3 separate regions of the Mus musculus genome follow, and regions 2 and 3 are each linked to region 1. The links are chromatin loops, found by intact Hi-C in ENCODE. Cell type or tissue: heart. All regions are shown on one strand.

Region 1 (8,000 bases):
CTGGGAAGGGACAGCCCAAACTACACGCTGAGGAATGCCAGGACCATGAGGAGAAAAGCGAGGAGAGGTGAGGTCCAAACCCAGGTTGCTGCATTTACTAATGTGTCAAAGAGGAAGCATTGTTGAGAAACTCAGTGTGACTGCCTTTTGAGGGCCAGGGATGACAGTAAAGCTGCTGTGGGTGACAGGGTGGCCATAGAGTAGTTGACAGGTGGTGCCACTTTATTGTCAGAAGCAAGGTGGCTACAATTATCTCAGTGAGTGGCCAGCTGGATAACAGCTGGGGCCACCATCCAAAGAGGTGGGCTCGTGGGAAGTCAGCTAGGGTACTACCCAGTTCCAAAAATTAATACCCTGGATGGACATCAAAGAGACTAGAAGCACCCTTTTCCCAAACCCTCTCATCCCATGCCGGTTCTCAGGCAGAGGATCCAGGTTGAAGGAGAGGCGCATTTAGGGCAGATGTACCACCAAGGTGAGTGTGTGAGTGATGAGCCTAGGCTTCCAACAAGGGACCCTAATCATTCCCATTTCGTTGGTTATCCAAGCACAGGGCCATGGGGAGCATCGAGAAGCCTTCAGGACTGGGCCAGTCTGAACTGACTCGGTGTAGAGATGGCAGGGTCTCCATTGTGTCTATTAGAGAAGACCATGGGGAACCAGGCCTGGTATCCCTGCTACATGAGGCAGTCCTGGGAGTAGTCTATCTCCTGTACCCCATAGCAGCTGCTCTTGAGTACCCCACTTACCATTTCTGTAAGGCAAGATAAGATTAAACTGCCCACCCTCCCTTTCAGTTTTGGGAGGTGAAGCCGACTACAAAGGGAATGGCTGTGTCTCTTTTACAGCTGCTCAGGCCTCATGACAGCAAGGGCCAGGCCAGGCTTGAGGAAAAAGCTGGAGTGGTTGGGCCCAGACAGGGCTCCATGGAGCTGCAAGGGGCTTGAGTTTGAAGTCCGCGTGTTGGCATGTGCAGCCCGCTCTTCAGGGCAGATGGTGTTCCCCAGGCTGTGGGTAGAAGCTCCTTTGTAGACAGCATTCACACAGCCTGGGTTTCAACCCAAAATAGCTTCCTCTCCTCACCCCGAGCAGGGTGGCCAGCTGCTCCTCCTGCGCAGGTTCCTGGCCAAGGTGCAGCTCCACCTGGCCCATGTGCGGGTGGCACCAGGCTCCTGTACCTGCAGGGGCAGGCCATATTGGATGCTCAGGGGTGGGGTGGGGGGGCTTCTGTGGAAACCACCCTTGTGAGTTGGCAGTCAGGGCCAAGAAGGGAGGAGCCTTGGAGAACATGATGTAAGGGATTAGCCTGCCCAAGCCTGGAGCCCAGTGACATCCACCTGCCTCCCAGGGCAGCTCTGGAGCCAAGGCTACCCTTTCCCTAATTCATTCTCTATCTGCCCCCCCCCCCCCCCCCCGCAATCCCACCCGCGCATGCGTGCGTGTGTGTGTGTGTGTGTGTGTGTGTGTGTGCGCGCGCGCGCTATTTATTTATTTTTTTTAAATCACCAATAGCAGCCTTCTTCAGAGGCCTCCTGAAAATTTACCTTTCTGTCCAAGTCCAAATTTAGCCCTGACTTCCAGGCCTCTTACCATCTGGGCCTGCCAGGCCTCTGCCAAATGGATCAACCTGCCACAGAGTGGAGAAAACCCACTGCCCTGCTGCTTCCTGCATTGGAAAGCCCACTGTTCCTGCAACACACACCCACTGGGTTCGGGAAAGGCGTCGCTGACGCAGGCTTTGAGGCTATGCCTACCACTCCCTGATCCCCGCCAGGACCATATGCCATTTCACGTTTCAGACCGTGGCCATACACGGTGATAGTATCCATTTCACTTTGCACTGGTGGTCTTTGAAACCAAAGCCAAGAAGGCTGGAGCTGGGATTGAAAACTTGGGCCACCTAGAGCCTCCCTGGAAGGCCAGGCCACCCAGGGAGTGCCCCATGTTCCTTTGTTCCCAGCCAACCTGGATTACATTTGGGCCTCCTAATCAAGCTTTGCAACCCAGGAGGTCAACGTGCTGGTATTTGTAGATCCGTGCCAGACACTAGCCTGGGGAATCAGAGATGTGGACTATAGGTCTCTACTTCTCACAGCTGGCAAAGATGAAGAGAGCCAGGAGGAGGTTGGTCAGGGTGTCTAGAGATTTTCCCCATAGTTTAGTGTAGTTTGTCTTTTATCTCTTGACCACTGCAAATGCCAAATCTAGATAGAAGGAATAGTTCCTCACAGGCAGGGTAGGAGGTGCATGTCCAATCCTGTGGCTCTAGCCCTTCTTCTAGAACCTTCTTGTTTACTTTTGTCCCATAGCCTTGTGGCTGGAGTTAAATACTGGCTTGGCTCATGGTCCACCTTAGTCAGCGGTCCACTGTCTGATTTTCATCTTCAGCCTCTGCAACAAATTGTCAGTGTGGCTCTCAACCTTGGCCAAGCCATGAGTCCATTTTCTAAGGACTGTCTGATACACGAGACAAAGTAAAGAAAGAAGACTGATTATTTTAGGTTCACAGTCTCCAAGGCTGGAAAGTTCAAGGTCATATGGCCACAGCTGGAGATGGCTACCTGCCGCTTCCTAGGCAGGTAGAAGCTGAAAGATAGAGAAAGTATGCGTGCACAAGACAGAGAGGTCTAGCCTCCACTATAGCTAATACATTCTTCTGAGACATCTGCCTTGGTGATCCATTCCCCGCCCCACAGCACAGAGGAACTAACGTTCCTACGCCTGATTATTTAGAGGTCACGCTCAAGCCATAGAATAACCAAGAATTAAGAACAGGACTTTGCAGGCTGGAGAGATCCACCTCTTTGCAGTTAAGATGTACTTTGTGTACTGCTCTCCCAGAGGACCTGAGTTCATGGCCCAGCACCTATGTAGGATGACTTACAGACACGTGTGATTCCAGCTCCAGGGAATCCAACTCCCTCTTCTGCTCTCCATATGTGTACCTATGTGTACATACCCATACATATACACATACTAAAAATAAGTAAATTAAAAAAAAAAAACACCACCACCACCGACAACAACAACAAAAACAGCAACAACAGAAAAACCCAAGAAAACAACTGGAGTTTCTTTTGTTTGTTTGTTTGTTTGTTTGTTTTTGTTTTTTTGAGACAGGGTTTCTCTGTATAGCCCTGGCTGTCCTGGAACTCACTTTGTAGACCAGGCTGGCCTCGAAATCAGAAATCTGCCTGCCTCTGCCTCCCGAGTGCTGGGAAAGGGAACTGGAGGATGCGGGCATCAATCCTGCTACCTCTCACATGCTAAGCGAGCGCTCTACCATTTGAGCTAATCCCCCTCTCAACTGGAGTTCTCAACCCGGCTAGCTGTACTTCTGAATGTTGACCGACTACGGATGCTTGGATTCTGTCCCCTAGGTTCGTGGGAATCCCCTTCTTATCCCATGAATTCTGTGACAGTCAGGGTTATGTAGGGGAACAGAACTGAGTGAGCATATAAAACAAAGGAAATGTATTAGATTGTCTTATAGGATATGTGCTGGGTAGTCTAGCAATGAAAGTCTGCACCCTGGCCAGACTGAGAACTGCGACCTGCTCAGTCCCCAAGGCCAGAAACCTCAATGATCCCAAGCTGGCACTGAGTTATGGAGGATTCCTGGAGATCTGATCTTTAGTTCATGGTGGAAGGTCAAAGAAGCTGGGTTAAGCAACAGCTAAGGATGGCAGCAGCAGAGGCAGCAACCAAAGGCTGCACTTGCCAGCAAGGTGCAAGGCAGGCACATGAGACGTATTTCTCACCTCTCTATGTCTGGGCAGCAGATGGTGGGTTCTACTACTCCGAGGAAAGGGCTTTTCTGTCTTAGCCAATGGGCCCAGGATATACCCTTGAAGACCTACCCAGAGGTGTGTCTCTTAGTTGTTCCCATATCCAGTCAAACTGACAACAATCACATTTACATTTCACTCTCCTTTCCCAGCTCAGCCTTCCTTCTTTAAAAAAAGATTTATTTATTTTTATTATGTATATGAATACACTGTAGCATTACAGATGGTTGTGAGTCATCATGTGGTTGCTGGGAATTGAACTCAGGACCTCTGCTTGCTCTGGCCCAAAGAATTATTTATTATTTTATGTAAGTACACTTTACCTGTCTTCAGACACACCAGAAGAGGGCGTCAGATCTCATTACAGATGGTTGTGAGCCACTATGTGGTTGCTGGAATTTGAACTCAGGACCTTCGGAAGAGCAACCAGTGCTCTTAACTGCTGAGCCATCTCTCCAGCCCTCACCCTTCTTTTTAACAGCTTGTTTTTGATGATAACCTCCAAGCACCAAAGCCACAGCATAGCCTAATGGTATCTTATCAATGACAGTCTTTTTAAGAAGATGATAGGCCATCTTCCCCATATTCCCTGGGGCTTAGAGGACAGAACTTACATACTTGACACACATGTTGCTGTGCAGCCTATTATGTTATGAGATCCTACAGGCCACATATCACAAGTGTTGGCGGACATGACAATTATTATTCTGTGTTTGGCAGTTGGATTGGGTTAGAAGGTCTAGGAAGCATACCTTTGCCTGCCTGGTGCATGTGTAGTCCTCCTTATTGTCCTTTCATGTGGCCATCAAGGTCTTTCTTACTGTATGGCAGCCTCAGGACAGCCTGGGCATGGTCTATGAGCCTAGGGAGCCAAGAAAGTGGGCATGGTTATAAAGGGTAAATGTGATATTTTCTCGACTTGTGACCTACTGTCAGGATTCGGGCTTCAGTGGTTGGGCACGTGTCTGATACATGTGACTTGTGACTGGGTAATGTCCTTTGCTCTCCTCTGAGCACCATGGGCTCCTGTGCATTTGTACCACATGGGGACAGTGGTGGCCAAAGGATGACTAGTAACCAGGCAGCATCCTTGGGAGCCCAGAGCCTCTGGGTTATAATAGCAACAGGAGTAACAGGGACTCCTTACCAAACCATTTGGGATTCTTTCAGCCCTTCCCTCAACAAGGCCTCAGCCTTGGCTTATAAAAAACTCTTAGACTTTTAGTAAAAAAGAATTTATCTGCTTCTTAACTTTCCCATGTTTGAACACAAAAAAAGCTGGGTGTGGTGGGACATGCCTTTGATGTCAGCACTCAAGAGGCAGAGATAGAGGCAGATGTATCTCTCTGAGCTTGAGGCCAGCCTCATCTACAAAGCCAGTTCCAGGACAGGCAGAACTATACAGAGAACTCATCTCAGAAAAAAAAAAAAAAGTAAAGAAAGATCAGTATAACTATTAACAGTTCAAGGCCACATTACTAGGATAACACAGACTGTAAGAATTTACCAGAGGAAGCTCAACATTGCTGCAGTTTACTGTGTAGTTCAGTCAAAACCTGGTTCGAGACAGGTAGGACCTGAGTTACCCCTTGTGAAACAGCTGATATCCAAATTTACAGTTTGTTAGTTAAGGGTGTGCAGCTCTCACCAGCTCCTACATTTCCACACCAACTTAGAAGCTTCTCTTTGAAATGTGAAACTTTGGGCCTCTGGCTTTGCTTCTTCCCTTATTCCTGTAGAGGGGAAAGGCCTGGAAGAATGCGTCCTTTGCTCCAGCCTCTACCACAGCCTCCGGTCAACAGACTCAAGAAATATAGAATACATTGTTGTAAACAGGAGCATCCGTCTTAGTTTTTTTCTCCTCATTGCCAGTGATAGAATACTCTGCAGGCAGAGCTGAGAGTTCTGCAGCTTCATCTGAAGGCTGCTAGTGTAAGACTGACTTCCAGGCAGCTAGGATGAGGGTCTTAAGCCCACACCCACAGTGACATACTTACTCCAACAGGGCCTCACCTTCTAATAGTGCTACTCCCTGGGCCTAGCATATACAAACCATAACAGGTACAGCCTTTGATGATAGTGAAAGGCAGGAACTTGAAGCAGCTGGTCATATCATAGCCACAACTAAGAACAGAGAGAGGTGAATGTATGCACCCCTTTCTCCAATTATCAGTTCAGGATCCCACTAGGGAATGGTGCTATCCAGAGTGAGTCCATCTCAAGTCGATGCTATCAAGGTAACCCCTCGCAGGCATGCCTATCCACTAGATGACTTTAGATTACATCAGGTTGACAATGTTACTGGTCACCTTCTGTGCCACCAGGACGCCAGAACTTATTTCTCTTATCTAACACCATTTTGTTACTTACCCTCCCTCCCCAGCTTCTGATAACCACCTTTCCACAATCTGTTTCTTTGAGATTGCCTTTTTAATGTTCTTCATCGGAGTGAGCCCATATGGTATTTGCGTCTCTGTGTCTGGCTGATTTCATTTATCATAAGGACTTCCAGTTCTGTCCATGTTACACAAGTGGCAGGATCTTATTCTCTGCTGTGGGCTGGAGAGTAGGCCACTGTATGCATGCACTACATTCCCTTCACTGGGCCATGGGCACCCCGACTGGCTGCGTGTCTTGGTTGTTGTGAATGTCTGAAGTGGTGGTTATGCTCTGATTTGCTTAGCGTACATTGTATCATGTAAGGAAATAACACATTGTACCCCATGAATCAGCCCAGCTAATGTGGACATCGGAGATGAGAAGGATAGAGTCTGCCTCAGGGCCTTACCATGGGGTGAGCCACTTTAGTGCACGTCAGCATCTTTCCCTGACCTGGGAAGTTTCTTCTTCCCTAGTTCTTGCTCAGTTCACTCCCCCCTGGTCTGCTTATTACAGAACCTTTCACTGCTGTCCAGAGGCAAGAGACCAGCATTGACACCTCTGTCTATGCCCTTGTTCTATTTAGACCAGTAGTCCTTAACCCTCCCAATGCTGCAACCCTTTAATACAGTTCCTCATGTCATGCTGACCCTCAACCATAAAAACATTTTTGTTGCTACTTTATAATCAATTTCGCCACTGCCATGAGTTATAATGTAAATATATGCTTTTTTGTTTGTTTGAGGGTTTTAGGTGACCCCTGTAAAAGGGTCATTTGACCCAAAGGGGTCATGACCCACAGGTTGAGAATCACTGATTAAGACTCTCCTAGTGAAGGCCACAGGCCAGAAGGTGACCAGGAGTGCCTGCTTGTAGGTGAGCCTCTGAACACAGGAAGGAGCTCCCAGGGACATGTCTTTACCTTGATACTCTTACTATTTGTTTCTTCTTCTTTTTTTTAATTTTTAAAAATTAATTTATTTATTATATGCAAGTACACTGTAGTTGTCTTCAGACACCCCAGAAGAGGGCAGGGGCTCTCATCACGGATGGTTGTGAGCCATCATGTGGTTGCTGGGATTTGAACTCATGACCTTTGGAAGAGCAGTTGGTGCTCTTAACCACTGAGCCATCTCTCCAGCCCTATTTGTTTCTTTTTTAGCCTTTGCTTGTGAGAAAACTCTTTTCAGGAGTGGCTCAGCCCTCAGGAGCATCTTGCCCTTGGGGCTCATCTGCCAGCGGGCAAGCATCTGTTGAGCATCTCCTGGCCTGGACCTCACTTGCCTAAGCCTGTGATGGACTGGCAGCTAGGTCCTCAAGGTCTCTAGCTTTCTAGCAGGTAGCAGAGAGAATGGGAGGAGAGTAGTGACCTGGAGTCCTTTATCTCAGGCCCAGGCCTGGAATTTCAGGGCCACCATCCTCAAGGATATGTCAGAGACTCAAATGGCTCTTTGGACAGGACACAATGCCAGGACAGGCAGAGCGATATAGCTTGTGAAATGAGGCATAGGCAGACGTCTGTGAGGACAGGACAGTGTTTGTGTGTGTGTGTGTGTGTGTGTGTGTGTGTGTGTGAGAGTGTGTGAGAGAGAGAGAGAGAGAGAGAGAGAGAGAGAGAGAGAATGTCTGTGTGTATTCCTATTTACATGTGTGTATGTGTGCATGTGAGTGTGTATATGTGTGTGCTTGCCTGTGTGTATGTATGAGAGAGTCTGTGTGCGTTTGTCTGTATGTCTATGTGCATGCATGTGTATATGTGTGTGAGTGTGTATATATATATGTGTGTGAGAGTGAGAGAGAGTGTCTGTGTAAGTCTATGTGTGTATGTGTGTG
Region 2 (8,000 bases), 54 kb after region 1:
ATGAATAAATTAAAAATCCTTAGGCACCTTTGAGACTTAGGAGACTTGACCCTTAAAACAACAACAGGAGGATGTCATGAAGGGGCCAGGTAGGTGAAGCAGCAGAGCCTAGAGAGAGCCCAGGGCTCAGCTCTTAGAGCTCCAGAGTCCCAGAGGAGAGGGAGTGGGTCATGGGATACAGACAGGACCTTCAAAGTGGCTTAGAGGGTGTCCTATTTGATTTCAGTGTAGGGTCGATAGTCACACTGACAGAGACCTCCAGAGCCAACACTACCCACCCAAGTCACTGTCAGGTCGATATCAGCCAAAATGAGAGCGAGGCGAACTGCTGAAGACCAGAGGCTACTCTTCACCCTCACAATGTGTGCTTGTGTATGTGTGTGTGTGTGTGTGTGTGTGTGTGTGTGCATGTATGCGTGTGTGTGTGTATGTGTATTCATATGTGTGCATGTGTGTGTAGGGGTTTGAGTATGTGTAGAGGCCAGAGGTAGACATCAAATGTCTTCCTCAATCTCTCTCCACGTAACTTGTAAGACAGGGTCTCTCTCTGAACCCGGAGCTCACTGGCTCACTAGGCTGCTTGGACAGCAAGACCTAGGAATCGCCCTTCCATTCCCACGTGCTGGGATCATAGGTGCTCACTGCTCAAATTTTATAAGCATCTTACCAACTGAGCCATCTCCCTGAGCCCAACCCTTTCTTCTTATAAGTTGGTGTCTTAGATATTTGATATAGTTATGGATACTGACTGACACAGAAAACTGGGGAAGTGCCAGGCGTGGTGGCACACACCTTTAATCTCAGCACTCGGGAGGCAGAGGCAGGTGGATTTCTGAGTTGGAGGCCAGCCTGGTCTACAAAGTGAGTTCCAGGACAACCAGAGCTACACAGAGAAACCCTGTCTCAAAAAAAAAAAAACAAAAACAAACAAACAAAAAACATTTACTATGGTAGATGCTCAAATGAATTAAAAAAAAACAACAACAAAAAACCCCAAGAAAACACCACAATATTCATCTGTTTTTTAAAAGAGTAGTAACAATGACATTAATTAAAATATTATTTATGAAAATAGCTGCTTGCAATAAAAAGAGTGACAATGTTTTATAATTTTTGAAGAGCTCTCCAATGTCTGGTTTAGCAGACAGCTGGATTTCCATATCTGAATTTGCCACCAAGCTGTTGTGATATTACACATCGTGCAGGCTTTGGAAAGCTCCTCTCAACACCCATGGGGGGAAAAAGTCTTATTCCCACTGAATCATTTCAACTTTTTAGATGCCTTGAAAGAGACTCAGGAACCCACGGGGTGGACTTTGGGAGCCATTGTTCAGGTGCTCACAAGTGGGATGAGAAAATCAAGACTCCACACACGGAAGGAACTCAGCAGAGGGCAGAAGAAAACCGAATCCAGAGGAACACGGGGTACTGAAAGAACTAGAAGGTGATGTCAGTACTAGTGTAATTAATCCACAAGAGGCCCATGGGCTCTAAGCGTCAGTGGAGACCAGACACAACAAATAAAAATCAATACTTTCCTTGTGTATCAAGAAGGAGATGACATTCACAATGCCAACAAAAATCAGAAACAGTTAAAGACCTAATCAGACCTTTCAGAGGCTTAGGCAAGGAAACAAAACTAATTTTATTTAAAGAGATATAAATTGAAAGATGTCTTGCTTCCAAATAATATCTGAATATGATTGTAGTTACATGAGTTTCTTGGTATATAGCCCTTTGCATGATATTGCATTGAGTTGGATTTCTGTACCATTGTAACTAGGAGCCAGCTGGTGAGAGTGCTCAGAGGGTAAAGGTGCTTGCTGCCAAGCTCAGACCTGACCCCTGGTACTTACATGGTGGCAGGAGAGAATTAACTCCCGCAAGTTGTCCTCTGACCTACAGGAGTGCTACAGCACCTTTGCCCATCATAGGCACATGAAGTAAACAAGCAAATGTAAAAGAAAAGTTTTCAAAGAGTGTGACTAATATGCATTACAGGACGGATGCTGCCTCCAAACAAAACAAAGGACCAGATGACCTCAGCAAGAACATACTTATAGCACCTCATATATTCAGAGGTTAACACCCTTTGCATTAAAAAAAAAAAACAAACCTCCTGGAAGGTCATGTGAAGAAGATGAGGAATCTTCATACACAGCAGTGTCACACATGCCAAAGTCAGAAATGGCTGCTCACATGGAAAAAAAAAATTACCAGCCTCCAGTTTTTTTGGGGGGGGGTCATGGTAAGGTCCTATTCTTGTATCAAAGAAACCTGGCAGCAGAGAGGTTAGAACTAACAAGGTTTTTTTCTCAGGTCATACGCCTACACATATGCACACACAGTCCCAACTTAATGGTGGTTGGACTTAACAGTTTTCCAACTTTATCATGATGCCAAAGTGACACTCATTCAGTCAAAGCCATACCTCGACATTTCAGCAGGATTCTGTCAGGACCCCAGCTCAAGAATGTGCTGCCCACAGTTAAGGTGGGTCTTCCTTCCTCTATAAACTCTATAACTCTATAAATCCAGAAACTTCCTCATGGATAAGCCCAGAGGTGTGTCTCCTTTGTGATTCTAGATTCATTAAGTTGACAATTAAAACATCACACTGGTTAGGTGAGTTAAAGTCATTTTATTTTAAAACTGTTTTCAATTTACAGGGGTTTTATTGGGGTACGACTTTACTGTTATTCAAGATGCATCTTCTTTAAAAGATAAAGAATTCTCTTTCTTCTTTGTTTTTATACATTTTACTGACTATTGCATGTGCATGATCTGTGTGTGTGTGTGTGTGTGTGTGTGTGTGTGTTCGAGAACTAGAGTGTATGCAGTGCACATATCATGTTATACACGTGAAGGTCAGAGGATAACTTTGTGGAGTTGAATCTTTCATTATTTCTACAGTGACTTTCAGGGATTGAACTCAGGTCATTAGGCTTGCTCAGCAAGTCCTTGAGCTACTGAGCCATGCTTGATGATCAAAATCACAATCGGAGATGGAATGTTTGAGGATAATAAAGAAATCTTGATTCTTTAGCCCTCCCACAGGGTCCTAGGCAGTATGGAGTCACTACCTACCCACTATCAGACTGCCACCAGACTTGATACCACAGCTGGACAAAGTCACCCTCAGACCATACTTTGTTCTGTTTCCAATTGTGACATCTAGATCTTCTGGGGGTAGGCATGTCTCAGCCCTAAGGTCACCTAGCTGGTTTCCAAGGTCAGTGTGGGTCTCTGCCCTTGACTCTTCTGTATCCCTGACCTGAGGGGAACCTTGGGTCTAGGCTTGTGGACAGGGTCACATAAGGAGCAGGCTGGCTGCAGGACTCCCCCCACTGTCCTGTAAAAGCTTCAGTTGTGCAAGGCTACCACTTCTTCCTTAGGTGTCTTAGAAAGGTGGCAGCAAACAGTACTCTCAGTGAGAAAACAATTCATGTAACATAGGCACTGGAAAGGCCTAGTCTTTATCTTACTGTTTGAAGCCAGACAGACTCCAATCCTGGCTGTCTTGCTTGTGTGAGCCAGGCGTGCAGTCCACTCTTGCAATGGCTCAGGCTCCTCCTTTGAAAAATTCGGAGGACAGTAATGAACCTTTATGAGCTATGTGTGAGGTTAAACTGAGGTGTGCCCAGACCCAGACCATGGCTTGGCCTTTGGTAAATACTTAATCAGCCTCAGCTCTAGAACATTCTGCTCCAGTTTCTGTGAAGAGTGTGTTAGCATGCATCCCTGTACTTGGTGAATGTCCTTTTGTGAGGGACAGTTTGTGAATGTTCTCCAGCAAGCCATTAACACGCATTGAGCACCTGAGCCAGACAGAAGACATTCTCAGGTGTGATGTTAGGCAGCTAGGCCACTTCAACTGGCCTTTGAGTGTCCTCTGAGGACAGAGAAAGAGGCCACAGGACCCGTGTTTCCCAGCGCCAGGCTGACATCAGTTTCAGTCACCTTCTTCCTTCTTGCACCACGGACCCTCAGTTCCCCAAGTTTATAGGCAATGAAGAAATGGTCTTGTTCAAAAATATCCAAGCCTGAGGAAGACTAGCTAGGGAGATGAGTGTTACAGAAAGGGGAAGACCGAGTCTGGAGCCTCTAGGGCAGGAGCGTGGAGTTGGAGTTCTGGAATCCTTAGCCTGGGGCTGGTGTGCACTTTTGAGTTTCAAGGTTTCCTCCTTAGCTGGCAGCAGGCACTGGAGTGGCCTCCCCCTCCTTCCTCCTCCTCTCCTGCCTTCTCTGTCTTCCCTCCACCCCTCTTCCCTCAGCCTCCCTTCACCCACTTCCCCAAACCTCTCATGCGAGGGGCGTGGGGGTAGGGAGAGCGGGTGGCACCCACTCTGCTGGGAGGCTGCGTGTATTCTGGGCTCTGGCTGGGGTGGTGGGAGAGAAAATGGGTCAGCACAGGCAGCGACATGGCTGGGGCTGGAGGACAGGGCTTCTGTCTGCTGGTGTCTCCGGTGCAACTGGAGATGGCACGTGACATGGGTGGGCGGGGCTGCCTGTCCACCGCGGGAATGGGGGCTTGAGCGGCTGCTGCGAGACTTCAGGACACCGGTGACTGCCGCCTACCGTCCCTGACCCAGGCCACAGGCTCCCAGATTAATCTCGGAGTTGTCGCTTGTCTGACTACACTGTTCTGGGGACTGTTGGGGAGATGGGTGTGCAAGACGCCCTAGTGACCCCTGTCTTCTGCCTGCCTGTTGTTCTAAACGGCTTCCTCTGGTCAGCTCTCATTCAAGGTGCCATCTTCCTCCCTGCCCCTGGTGTCAGCCACATGTTTCAGCACCCTAAGCCAGTTTCCTGGGGCGGGGCGGGTAGGTTACAGGGTGCTCCATCACCCATCCCCAGGGACAGATCTCTAAATGTCTAGATGGCTCTTACCCTAGCCACTCTGGCTGTGGCCATTCCTAAGGCAAGCGTGACTGCGTTTTGCCCTAGCAGTCCTGAGATGCCTGCCTCTGCAGAATAGCTTAGAGCAAGAAATGGCCCCCAAACCTAAGGACTAGGGGTCTGGGCTAGCCCTAGTAACTATTCAACTTGTCCTTAGTATCTCACGATGTCGGACAGTGTTCCAGGCACCCTGAACTCTCCTGCCCTGGGCCTCTGTAGAAAGAGATAAGAAAGGCTTTCACTGAAAATTTCCCTGCCCCCCTGGTTCCCTCACGTAATCTGGAGGCCTTGTTAGCTAGCTTGCCACAGTTCCTGTTGCTGATAGTGGGATGCTGGCCTTAGACAACGCTTTGCTTGGACTAAGTCTCTCTGAAAAGGGAGATCTTGAGGGGCTTGGGCTTGGCCCAGTCTCCCTCCAGGACTGCCAGGTTTGAGAAGTTATTTCCTGGTCAAATATGAAGTCTATGTTTACTGCACCGTGGTACACATACACCCTTTTGTGTATTCAGCTCCATTTAGCGCTATGACACAGGCAACCGCTTCTGTCCTCTTACTATCCCAACCCCCCCTCGTCTGTATCTAGGTTGGTTGCCAGTGTGGCCCCATTGTTTGGCAAGCACTAGTTGTCTCCCAGGACTGCTGTTAGTTTGTGAGCTGTCCTCCTGTGTGTTCAGTCAGTGAAATACCCCAAGGGGTAGGACAGGGAAGCGGGACAGGAAGAGGGTAGAGAGAGGAGATGGGTGAAAAGTGTCTGGGGCTGAAGAGGCTCTGGGGAAGTGACAGGCTCAGCTCTGCTGAGCAGTAGCCTACAGCCAGACAGAACTGCTGATGAGGGAGCTATCCTGTCTCTTCATGCCTCTCCCTGTTGAGGGAGAGAGGAAGGGTCCTTACCTGCCATTCTCAGGGGTACCTAGGTCGGCTAAGCCTAGGTGCTACAGAATGGAAGAAATATTGACACCCCACCCCCCCCACACTAAGTCTAGAACTCTCAATCTCCCTATTAAATCCACCCACTGACCCCATGATCATGAATTTTTTTTTTCTCCTTAAGAAAATGGCAAATAGGACAAAGTTATATGGCTTTTGAGCGTGACCCATAGAAAATCAGAACTCTTTGTTTCTGATCCAGCAGGCCTTTGAGGAGGGAGAGCTTGGGCCCTGTCTCCGCCCACCCAGGATTCTTCACCTCTGGGTTGAACTGTGGCCAGTACTGCTGATTCTGCCCTTGGCGACACACGGGCCGCACCAGGCTCTGCCAGCTGGCTGCAAGGCTCTAGGATTTCAGACCAGTCATCAAACATAAATACAGAGCCCTGTGGGCCTCTTGAACACTACTCCCAAGAAAAGCAAGGCAGGGGCCCTGCCAATTCAGTTATGAGAAAGATAGCAATTTAGTTTAACTTTGTTGTATTTGGCTTTTTAGTCTACTTATCACCTTCTAGAATCTTCCTTCCTCTCCCTAAACTCCAGCCGAGTTCTAAGGTTCAGAAGTTCTCAGGGAAACCAACACTGGGTATAAAGACTTAGAAGACTTTTTAAATTTTATTTTATTTTTATTTTTTATGAAGTAACTCTCTTTAATGTCTGTTTATGGTCAGGAGCTGTCTGCAGCCTCCCATAGCAACGTCTGATTAAACAGTGCCCAAGCTATCCTGGGGCAATAGACAGATAATTGCCCTGCTTAATTTCCCCATTTGATGCATAATGAAAGCCTTGCTCATTTTGAATGTGTGGGAAAGAGACAACTTCAATATATTTGGACCTGAAGATGAATTTTTAGTATTGCTGTCCTGGCACACAGTACTGTGGCCCTGGTTATCTCTGTCATAGGTATTACACACATTTGAAAACAGAACAAGCTGTTGGTGCCAAGCAGCAGAAGAACAGGGTGTGGAAGGGAGGCATCTTTGTCTGTCTTATGAAATACAATGCACATGCATGGCAGGACATGTTTTCCCCCAAATAATAGGTGAAAATCATTTGTCATCGACAGTCTTGCCATTTCCTGTTGCCCCTGTTGCCTTAGACCAGCTACAGGTTTTTTTCTCAAGCAAGACGCAATAGTCTATCGCTTCCTCTTCTGTGTGATTGTTGGTAAGGGAGAGCCAGTAACAAGGTCTGCTTGGACCTAGCTGTGCTCCTCTGGACATTTTACTTTGCTTTTCTGTGTCTTGTTTTTATCTGTCAATGGATTGAAAGCTCATTCTCCTTTCCTTCCCCTCCACTCCTTTATTCTTTGAATCATGTGTGCACATGTATGTGTGTGCATTCCTGTATATTTGTATGCATATATATGTGTGTGTGTGTGTGTGTGTGCACATGCGCATGAATCTGAAAATCAAAGCATGCTTGTGTGAAATCCTGCACGTGTATGGCATTTGTGTGGAGGTCAGAGTGGAACCTCAAGTGTTGGTTCTAGTCCTCCACTTGTACATATGCCAGGCCTGCTGTCAGATGAGCTTCTAGGAGTCCTGTTTGTGTCTCCCATCTCTCTGTAGTCTGCTGGAGTTACAGATGTGTGTGCCCACCACCCAGGTTTACCTTGGTTCCATGGATCTGTACTCGTAAGTACCTTACCCACTGAGCCATCTCCCCAGGCTCCTTCCTCTTTTAATTCTTCCTTCTTTCTTTTATTCTGTTTTTTGTTTGTTTGTTTGTTTGTTTGTTTGTTTTTTTGAGACAGGGTTTCTCTGTATAGCCCTGGCTGTCCTAGAGCTCACTTTGTAGACCAGGCTGGCCTAGAACTCAGAAATCCGCCTGCCTCTGCCTCCCGAGTGCTGGGATTAAAGGCGTGCACTACCACGCCCAGCTTAACCTGTTTGTTTGTTTGTTTTTTTTTTTTTTTTTTGAGACAGTGTTTCTCTTTATAGCCCTGGCTGTCCTGGAACTCACTTTGTAGACCAGGGTGGCCTCGAACTCAGAAATCCGCCTGCCTCTGTGCCACCACGCCTGGCTGGTTTGTTGGTTTGTTTGTTTGTTTTTTGTTCTTTTATTCTGGAAATTGCTATTTCAAATATTACCAGAGGTGAAACAGGATGAAACCCTCATGAGCTTCACTGTCAGCATAGAGCAAGTCCTGTTTCATCTACACCTGCATTCAC
Region 3 (8,000 bases), 84 kb after region 1:
TGCTCTACTGTGGTGCCACAATGCTCTACTTTCCTTTCACAGTGCTCCACTGTGGTGTCACAGACCTCCACTGTGGTGTCAGTGTTCCAATTTGCTGTCACAGTGCTCTACTGTTGTGTCACAATGCTCTACTTTCCTATCACAGTGCTCCAATGTGGTGTCAGAGTGCTCCATTTTGCTATCACAGTGCTCCACTGTGGTGTCACAGAGCTCCACCGTAGTGTCACAGTGCTCCACTTTGCTATGGCAGTGCTCCACTGTGCTGTCATAGTGTTCCACTTTGCATTCACAGTGCTCCACTGTACTGTCACAGTGCTCCACTTTGCAATCACAGTGCTCCACTGTGCTGCCACCGTGCCCCACTAAGGTGACACAGTGTTCAACTTTGCTGTCACAGTACTCCACTGTGGTGTCACAGTGCTCCACGGAGGTATCACCGTTCTCCACTTTGGTGTCTAAGTGCTCCACTATGGTCTCACAGTGCTCCATGTGCTATCACAATGCTCCACTGTTGTGTCACAGTGCTCCCCATTGCTATCACAGTTGTTCACTGTGGTGTCACAATGTTCCACTGTGGTGTCACAGTGCTCCAGTGTGGTGTGACCTTGCTCTACTGTCATATCACAGTGCTCCATGTGGTATCACAGTGCTTTACTGTTGTGTCACACTGCTCCACTTTGGTATCAGAGTGCTCCACTTTGCTATAACAGTGCTCCACATTGGTGTCACAGTACTCCACTGTGGTGTCACAGTGCTCCACTGTGGTGTTACGGTGCTCCAATTTCCTGTCACAGTGCTCCATGTGCAATCACAGTGCTACACTGTTGTGTCTAAAGCTCCACTGTGGTGTCAGAGTGCTCCACTCTGGTGTGACAGTGCTCTACTGTGGTGTCTCAGTGCTCCACCGTGGTATCACAGTGCTCCACTGTGGTGTCTCTGTGCTCCACTGTGGTGTCACTGTGCAACACTCTGGTGTCACCCTGCTCCAATGTGCTGTGAAAGTGCTGAACTTTGCTGTCACAATTCTTCACTGTGGTGTCACAGTGCTTTATTGTGGTTTCAGAGTGCTCCACTTTGCTATCACAGTGCTCCATGGTAGTGTCCCAACGCTCCACTTTGCTATCACAGTACTCTACTTTCCTGTCACAGTGCTCCACTCTGGTGTGACAGTGTTCCACTTGGCTGTCACAGTGCTCCACTGTGGTGTCACAGAGCTCCAGTAGTGTCACAGTGGTCCACTTTACTATCAAAGTGCTCCACTGTGCTGTCACAGTGTTCCACTTTGCAGTCACAGTGCTCCACTTTGCTATCACAGTGCTCTGCTCTTTTTTCACTGTGCTCCACTGTGCTGTCACAGTGCACCACTGTGGTTCCCCCTTGCAACACTGTGATGTCACCCTGCTCCATTGTGCTGTCAAAATACTCCACTTTGCTGTAACAGTGCTCCACTGTGGTGTCAGAGTGCTCTACAGTGGTTTCACAGTGCTCCTCTTTGCTATCACAGTGCTCCACAGTTGTGTCCCAAAGCTCCACTTTGCTATCACAGTACTCTACTGTCCTGTCACAGTGCTCTTCTGTCCTGTCAAAGTGCTCCACTGTGGTGTCACAGTTTTCCACTTTGCTGTCACAGCGCTCTACTGTGCTGTCACAATGCTCTACTTTCCTATCACATTGCTCCACTGTGGTGTCACAAAACTCCACTCTGGTGTCACAGTTTTCCACTTTGCTGTCACAGTGCTCTACTGTGGTTTCACAATGCTCTACTTTCCTATCACAGTGTGCCAATGTGGTGTCACAGTGCTCCACTTAGCTATCACAGTCCTCCATTGTGGTGTCAGAGAGCTCTATTGTAGTGTCACAGTGCTCCACTGTGCTGTCACCATTCTCCACTGTGCAGTCAATGTGCTGCACTGTGTTGTCATAGTGCTCCACTGTGGTGTAAGAGTGCTCTACTGTGGTGTCACAGTGTTTGCTTTTGCTGTCAAGTATTCCATTGTGGTGTGACAGTGCTCCACTGAGGTGTCACAATGTTCGACTTTGCTGTCACAGTACTCCTCTGTGGTGTGACAGTGCTCCACTGAGGTGTCACCATTCTCCACTTTGGTGTCAAAGTGCTCCAATAAGGTCTCACAGTGCTCCACTATGGTCTCATAGTGCTCCATGTGCTATCACAATACTCCACTGTTGTGTCACAGTGCTCCAATTTGCTATCACAGTGGTCCACTGTGGTGTCACAGTGCTCTAGTGGTGTGACCTTGCTCTACTGTGGTATCACAGTATACCATTTTGCTATAACAGTGCACCACATTGGTGTCACAGTACTCCACTGTGGTGTCACAGTGCTCCCCTGTGGTGTTACGGTGCTCCAATTTCCTGTCACAGTGCTCCATGTGCAATCACAGTGCTCCCCTGTTGTTTCAAAAGCTCCACTGTGGTGTCACAGTGCTCTACTGTGGTTTCTCGGTGCTCCAGTGTGGTATCACAGTGCTCCACTGTGGTGTCTCTGTGCTCCACTGTGGCGTCACTGTGCAACGCTGTGGTGTCACCCTGCTCCAATGTGTTGTGAAAGTGCTGAACTTTGCTGTCACAATTCTCCACTGTGGTGTCACAGTGCTTTATTGTGGTTTCATATTGCTCCACTTTGCTATCACAGTACTCTACTTTCCTGTCACAGTACTCCACTCTGGTGTGACAGTGTTCCACTTTGCTGTCACATGCTCTTTTGTGGTGTCACAATGCTCTACTTTCCTTTCACAGTGCTCCACTGTGGTGTCACAGACCTCCACTGTGGTGTCAGTGTTCCACTTTGCTGTCACAGTGCTCTACTGTTGTGTCACAATGCTCTACTTTCCTATCATAGTGCATCAATGTGGTGTCACAGTACTCCATTTTGCTATCACAGTGCTCCAATATGGTGTCACAATTCTGCACTGTGGTATCACAGTGCTAAACTGTGGTGTCACAGTGTTCCACTTTGCTTCCACAGTGCTCCACTTTGCTATCACAGTGCTACACAGTAGTGTCCCAATGCTCCACTTTGCTATCACATTACTCTTCTTTCCTTTCACATTGCTACACTGTGGTCTCACAGTGTTCCATTGCGATGTCACAGTACTCCAAAGTGGTGTCACAGTTTTCCGCTTTCCTGTCATACTGCTCAACTGTGGTGTCACTGTGCTCTACTTTCCTACCACAGTATTCGACTGTGGTGTCACAGTGCTCCCCTGTGGTGTCACAGTGATCAACTATGGTGTCAAAGAGCTGTACTGTGGTGTCAGAGTGCTCCACTTCGATCTCACAGTGCTCTACTGTGGTGTCACCATGCTCCTCTCTGCTATCACAGTGCTCCATGTGTTATGACAATGCTCCACTGTTGTGTCACAATGCTTCACTTTGTTATCACACTGCTCCACAGTGGTGTCACAGTGCTGAACTTTGCTGACAGAGTGTTAGACTGTGATTTCACAGTGCTCCACCTTGCTATCATATTGCTCCATGTACTAACAAAGGGTTCTACTGTTTTGTCACAGTACTCCACTTTGCTATCACAGTGCTCCATTTTGCTATAAGAGCACTCCACTGTGGTGTCAACGGGCTCCAACGTGGTGTCACAGTGCTCAACTTTGCTGTCACAGTATTCCACATTGGTGTCACAGTACTCCACTGTGGTGTCAACGGGTTCCACAGTGCTGTCACAGTGCTCCACTGTGGTGTCAACCGGCTCCTCTGTGGTGTCACAGTGCTCCACTGTGGTGTGAACCGGCTCCACTGTGGTGTCCCCGTGCTCCACTGTGGTGTTACGGTGCTCCAATTTCCTGTCACAGTGCTCCATGTGCAATCACAGTACTCCACTGTTGTGTCAAAAGCTCCACTGTGGTGTCAGAGTGCTCCACTGTGGTGTCACAGTGCTCTACTCTGGTCTCGGTGCTCCACTGTGGTATCATAGTGCTCCACTGTGGTGTCACTGTGCAACACTGTGGTCTCACCCTGCTCCAATGTGCTGTGAAAGTGCTGAACTTTGCTGTCACAATTCTCCACTGTGGTGTCACAGTGCTTATTGTGGTTTCAGATTGCGCCACTTTGCTATCACAGTACTCTACTTTCCTGTCACAGTGTTCCACTTTGTTGTCACAGTGCTTCACTGTGCTGTCACAGTGCTCCACTATGGTGTCACAGTATTCCTCTGTAGTGTCACAGTGCTCCAATGTGCTGTCATAGTGCCCCTCTGTGCTGTCACAGTGCTCCACTGTTGAGTCACAGTGCTCCAGTGAGGGGTCACAGTGTTGCACTGTGATGATACTGTGCTCCACTGTGCTGTCTCACTGCTCCACTGTGCTTTCAGAGTGCTGCACTTCGGTGTCATTGTTCTCCACTGTGGTGTCACAGTGTTCCTCTGTAGTGTCACAGTGCTCCAGTGTGCTGTCACAGTGCTCCACTGTGGTGTCACAGTACTCCACTGTGCTGTCACAGTGCTCCACTGTGGTGTCACAGTGTTCCACTATTTTTTCACAGTGCTCCACTGTGGTTTCACAGTGCTCAACTGTGGTGTCAATGTGTTCCAATTTGCAGTCACAGTGATCCAATGTGTTGTCACAGTGCTCCACATTGCTATCACAGTTCTCTGTGTTGTCACAGAGCTCCAGTGCTCCACTTTGCTATCGCAGTGCTCCACTGTGCCGTCATAGTGTTCCATTTTGCAGTCACAGTGCTCCACTGTAGTGTCACAGTTGTTCACTTTGCTATCACAGTGCTCTATTGATTTGTCACCATGCTCAACTGTGCTGTCACAACACTGCACTATGGTGTCATAATTCTCTACTGTGGTGTCACCGTGGTCCACTGTGGTATCACAATGCTCCACTGTGGTGTCAGTGTGCTCCACTGTGGTGTCACAGTCCTACACTGTGGTGACCCTTGCAACACTGTGGTGTCACCCTGCTCCACTCTGCTGTCAAAGTTCTCCACTTTGCTGTCACAGTGCTCCACTGTGGTGTCAAAGTGTTCTACTGTGGTTTTACAGTGCTTCACTTTGCTATCACAGTGCTCCACGGTAGTGTCCCAATGCTCCAATTTGCTATCACAGTGCTCTACTTACCTTTCACGGTGCTCCACTCTGGTGTCACAATGCTCCACTGTGGTGTCACAGTCCTCCACTGTGGTCTCACAGTGTTCCAATTTGCAGTAACAGTGCTCCACTGTGGTGTCACAGTGCTCCCCTGTGGTGTGACCCAACTCCACTGTGGTGTCACCGGGCTCCACTTGGTGTCACCGTGCTCCACTATGGTGTCACCATACTCCACTGTGGTGTTACTGTGCTCCAATTTCCTGTCGAAGTGCTACATGTGCAGTCACAGTGCTCCACTGTTGTGTCCAAAGCTCCACTGTGGTGTCACAGTGCTCTACTGTGGTGTCACCGGGCTCCACTTGGTGTCACCGTGCTCCACTATGGTGTCACCATACTCCACTGTGGTGTTACTGTGCTCCAATTTCCTGTCGGAGTGCTACATGTGCAGTCACAGTGCTCCACTGTTGTGTCCAAAGCTCCACTGTGGTGTCACAGTGCTCCACTGTGGTGTCTCTGTGCTCCACTGTGCTGTTATTGTGCAACACTGTGGTGTCACCCTGCTCCAATGTGCTGTGAAAGTGCTGAACTTTGCTGTCACAATTCTCCACTGTGCTGTCACAGTGCTTTATTGTGGTTTCAGTTTGCTCCACTTTGCTATCACAGTACTCTACTTTCCTGTCACAGTGCTCCACTGTGGTGTCACAGTGTTCCACTTGGCTATCACAGTGCTCCACTGTGGTGTCACTATGCTCTACTGTTTTGTCACCGTGCTCCACTGTGCTGTAACAGTGCTCCACTGTGGTGTCACAGTGCTCTACTGTGGTGTCACCATGCTCCACTGTGGTGTCACAGTGTTCCACTTTGCTGTCACAGTGCTCTACTGTGATGTCACACTGCTCTACTTTCCTTTCACAATGCTCCACTATGGTGTTACAGACCTCCACTGTGGTGTCACAGTGTTCCACTTTGCTATCACAGTGCTCTAATGTGGTGTTACAGTGCTACACTATGGTGTCACAGTGCTACACTGTGGTGCCACACTGCTCCACCTTGGTGTCACAGTGTTCCACTTTCTTGTCACAGTACTCTACTGTAGTGTCAGAGTGCTCTGCTGAGGTGTCACCATCCTCTTTTTGGTGTCACAATGCTCCAGTGTGGTCTCACAGTGCTCCACTGTGGTGTCACCGTGCTCCACTTTGCTATCACAGTGCTCCATGTGCTATGACAATGCTACACTCTTGTGTCATAATGCTCCACTTTTCTATCACACTGCTCCACAGTGGTGTCACAGTGCTGAACTTTGCTGTCAGAGTGTTCCTCTGTGATGTCATAGTGCTCCATGTGCTATCACACTACTCTACTGTTGTGTCAGACTGCTCCAATTTGCTATTACAGTGCTCCACTTTGCTATAACAGTGCTCCACATTGTTGTCACAGTACTACACTGCTGTCAGAGTGCTCCACTGTGGTGTCACTGTGCTCCACTATGGTGTCACATTGTTCTAATTTCTTATCACAGTGCTCCTTTTTGCTATCACAGTGCTCCACTGTGGTGTCAACGGGCTCCACTGTGGTTTCACAGTGCTTCACTTTGCTGTCACAGTGCCCCACTGTGGTGTCACCTTACTCTACTGTGGTATCAAAGTGCTCCACTGTGATGTCACCATGCTCCATGTGCTAACACAGTGCTCTACGGTTATGTCAAATGCTCCACTTTGCTGTCACAGTGCTCCACTGTGGTGTCACAGGGCTCTACTGTGATTTCACAGTGCTCTACTTTGCTATCACAATACTCCATGTGCTATCACAGTGCTCTGAGGTAGTGTAACAATGCTCCCCTTTGCTATCACAATGCTCTACTTTCCGGTCACTGTACTCTACTATGATGTCACAGAGCTCAAGTGTAGTGTCACAGTGCTCAATTTGCTATCCCAGTGCTCCACTGTGCTGTCATAGTGTTCCTCTTTGCAGTCACAGTGCTCCACTGTCCTGTCCCAGCGCTCCACTGTGGTGTCACAGTGCTCTACTGTGGTGTCACCATGCTCCACTGTGGTATCAGTGCTCCACTGTGGTGTCAGTGTGCTCCACTGTGGTGCCCACTTGCAACACTGTGGTGTCACCATGCTCCACTGTGCTGTCAAAGTTTTCCACTTTGTTGTCACAGTGCTCCATGTACTATCACAGTGCTCTACTGTTTTGTCTCAGTGCTCCACTTTGCTATCATAGTGCTCCATTTTGCTATAACAGTGCTCCACTGTGGTGTCACAGTACTCCACTGTGGTGTCACAGTGCTTCACTTAGCTGTCACAGTGCCCAACTGTGGTGTCACCTGGCTCCACTGCGATGTCACAGTGCTCCATGTGCTAACACAGTGCTCTACTGTTGTTTCAAATGCTCCACTTTGCTATCACAGTACTCTACTTTCCTGTCACAGTGCTCCACTGTGGTGTCACAGTACTCTACTTTCCTATCACAGTGCTCCACTGTGCTGTCACAGTGCTCAAATATGGTGTCACAGTTCTGCACTGTGGTGTCACAGTGCTAAACTGTGGTGTGACAGTGTTCTTATTTGAAGTCACTGTGCTCCACTGTGGTGTCACAGTGTTCCACTTTGCTTCCACAGTGCTCCACTTTGCTATCACAGTGCTCCACGGTAGTGTTCCAATGCTCCACTTTGCTATCACATTACTCTTCTTTCCTTTCACACTGCTCCACTGTGGTGTCACAGTGCTCCATTGTGGTGTCACAGTACTCCAAAGTGGTGTCACAGTGTTTCGCTTTGCTGTCACAGTGCTCCACTGTGGTGTCACAGTGCTTCTCTGATGCCATAGTGCTTTACTGTGGAATCACAGTGCTCCAGAGTGGTCTGACGGTGCTCCACTTTGCTTTCACAATGCTCCACTTTGGGGTCACAGTGCTCCACTGTGGTGTTTAA

The links. A loop is a pair of places that touch in the nucleus more often than their neighbours do. Peaks named below come from ENCODE experiments on the same cell type or tissue, not always from the same donor. Only the 100,000 strongest peaks of a DNase experiment are listed, where the experiment ranks them.
Region 2: it touches region 1 in a loop (1.9-fold over the local background); 4 of 42 quality-filtered maps call a loop at or near these places.
Region 3: a loop joins it to region 1, with 2.8 times the contacts of the local background. A loop is called at or near these places in 2 of 42 quality-filtered maps.

What each region holds. Positions count from the first base shown.
Region 1 is chr7:63,990,685-63,998,684 of GRCm38, forward strand. All of the region lies in intron 1 of Gm32633 (predicted gene, 32633), which reads left to right. Among named protein-coding and RNA genes, the nearest start is that of Gm32633, 7.8 kb to the left of the region's middle. In heart, a CTCF peak has its summit at 4,849; no DNase peak of the experiment used is centred here; H3K27ac peaks cover 405 bases.
Region 2 is chr7:64,044,290-64,052,289 of GRCm38, forward strand. No RefSeq gene overlaps it. Among named protein-coding and RNA genes, the nearest start is that of Gm20670, 8.9 kb to the right of the region's middle. In heart, a CTCF peak has its summit at 4,609; DNase peaks (open chromatin) are centred at 4,352, 4,822 and 6,132; H3K4me3 peaks cover 1,789 bases; H3K27ac peaks cover 4,123 bases.
Region 3 is chr7:64,074,565-64,082,564 of GRCm38, forward strand. No RefSeq gene overlaps it. Among named protein-coding and RNA genes, the nearest start is that of Gm20670, 21 kb to the left of the region's middle. In heart, a CTCF peak has its summit at 3,232; no DNase peak of the experiment used is centred here.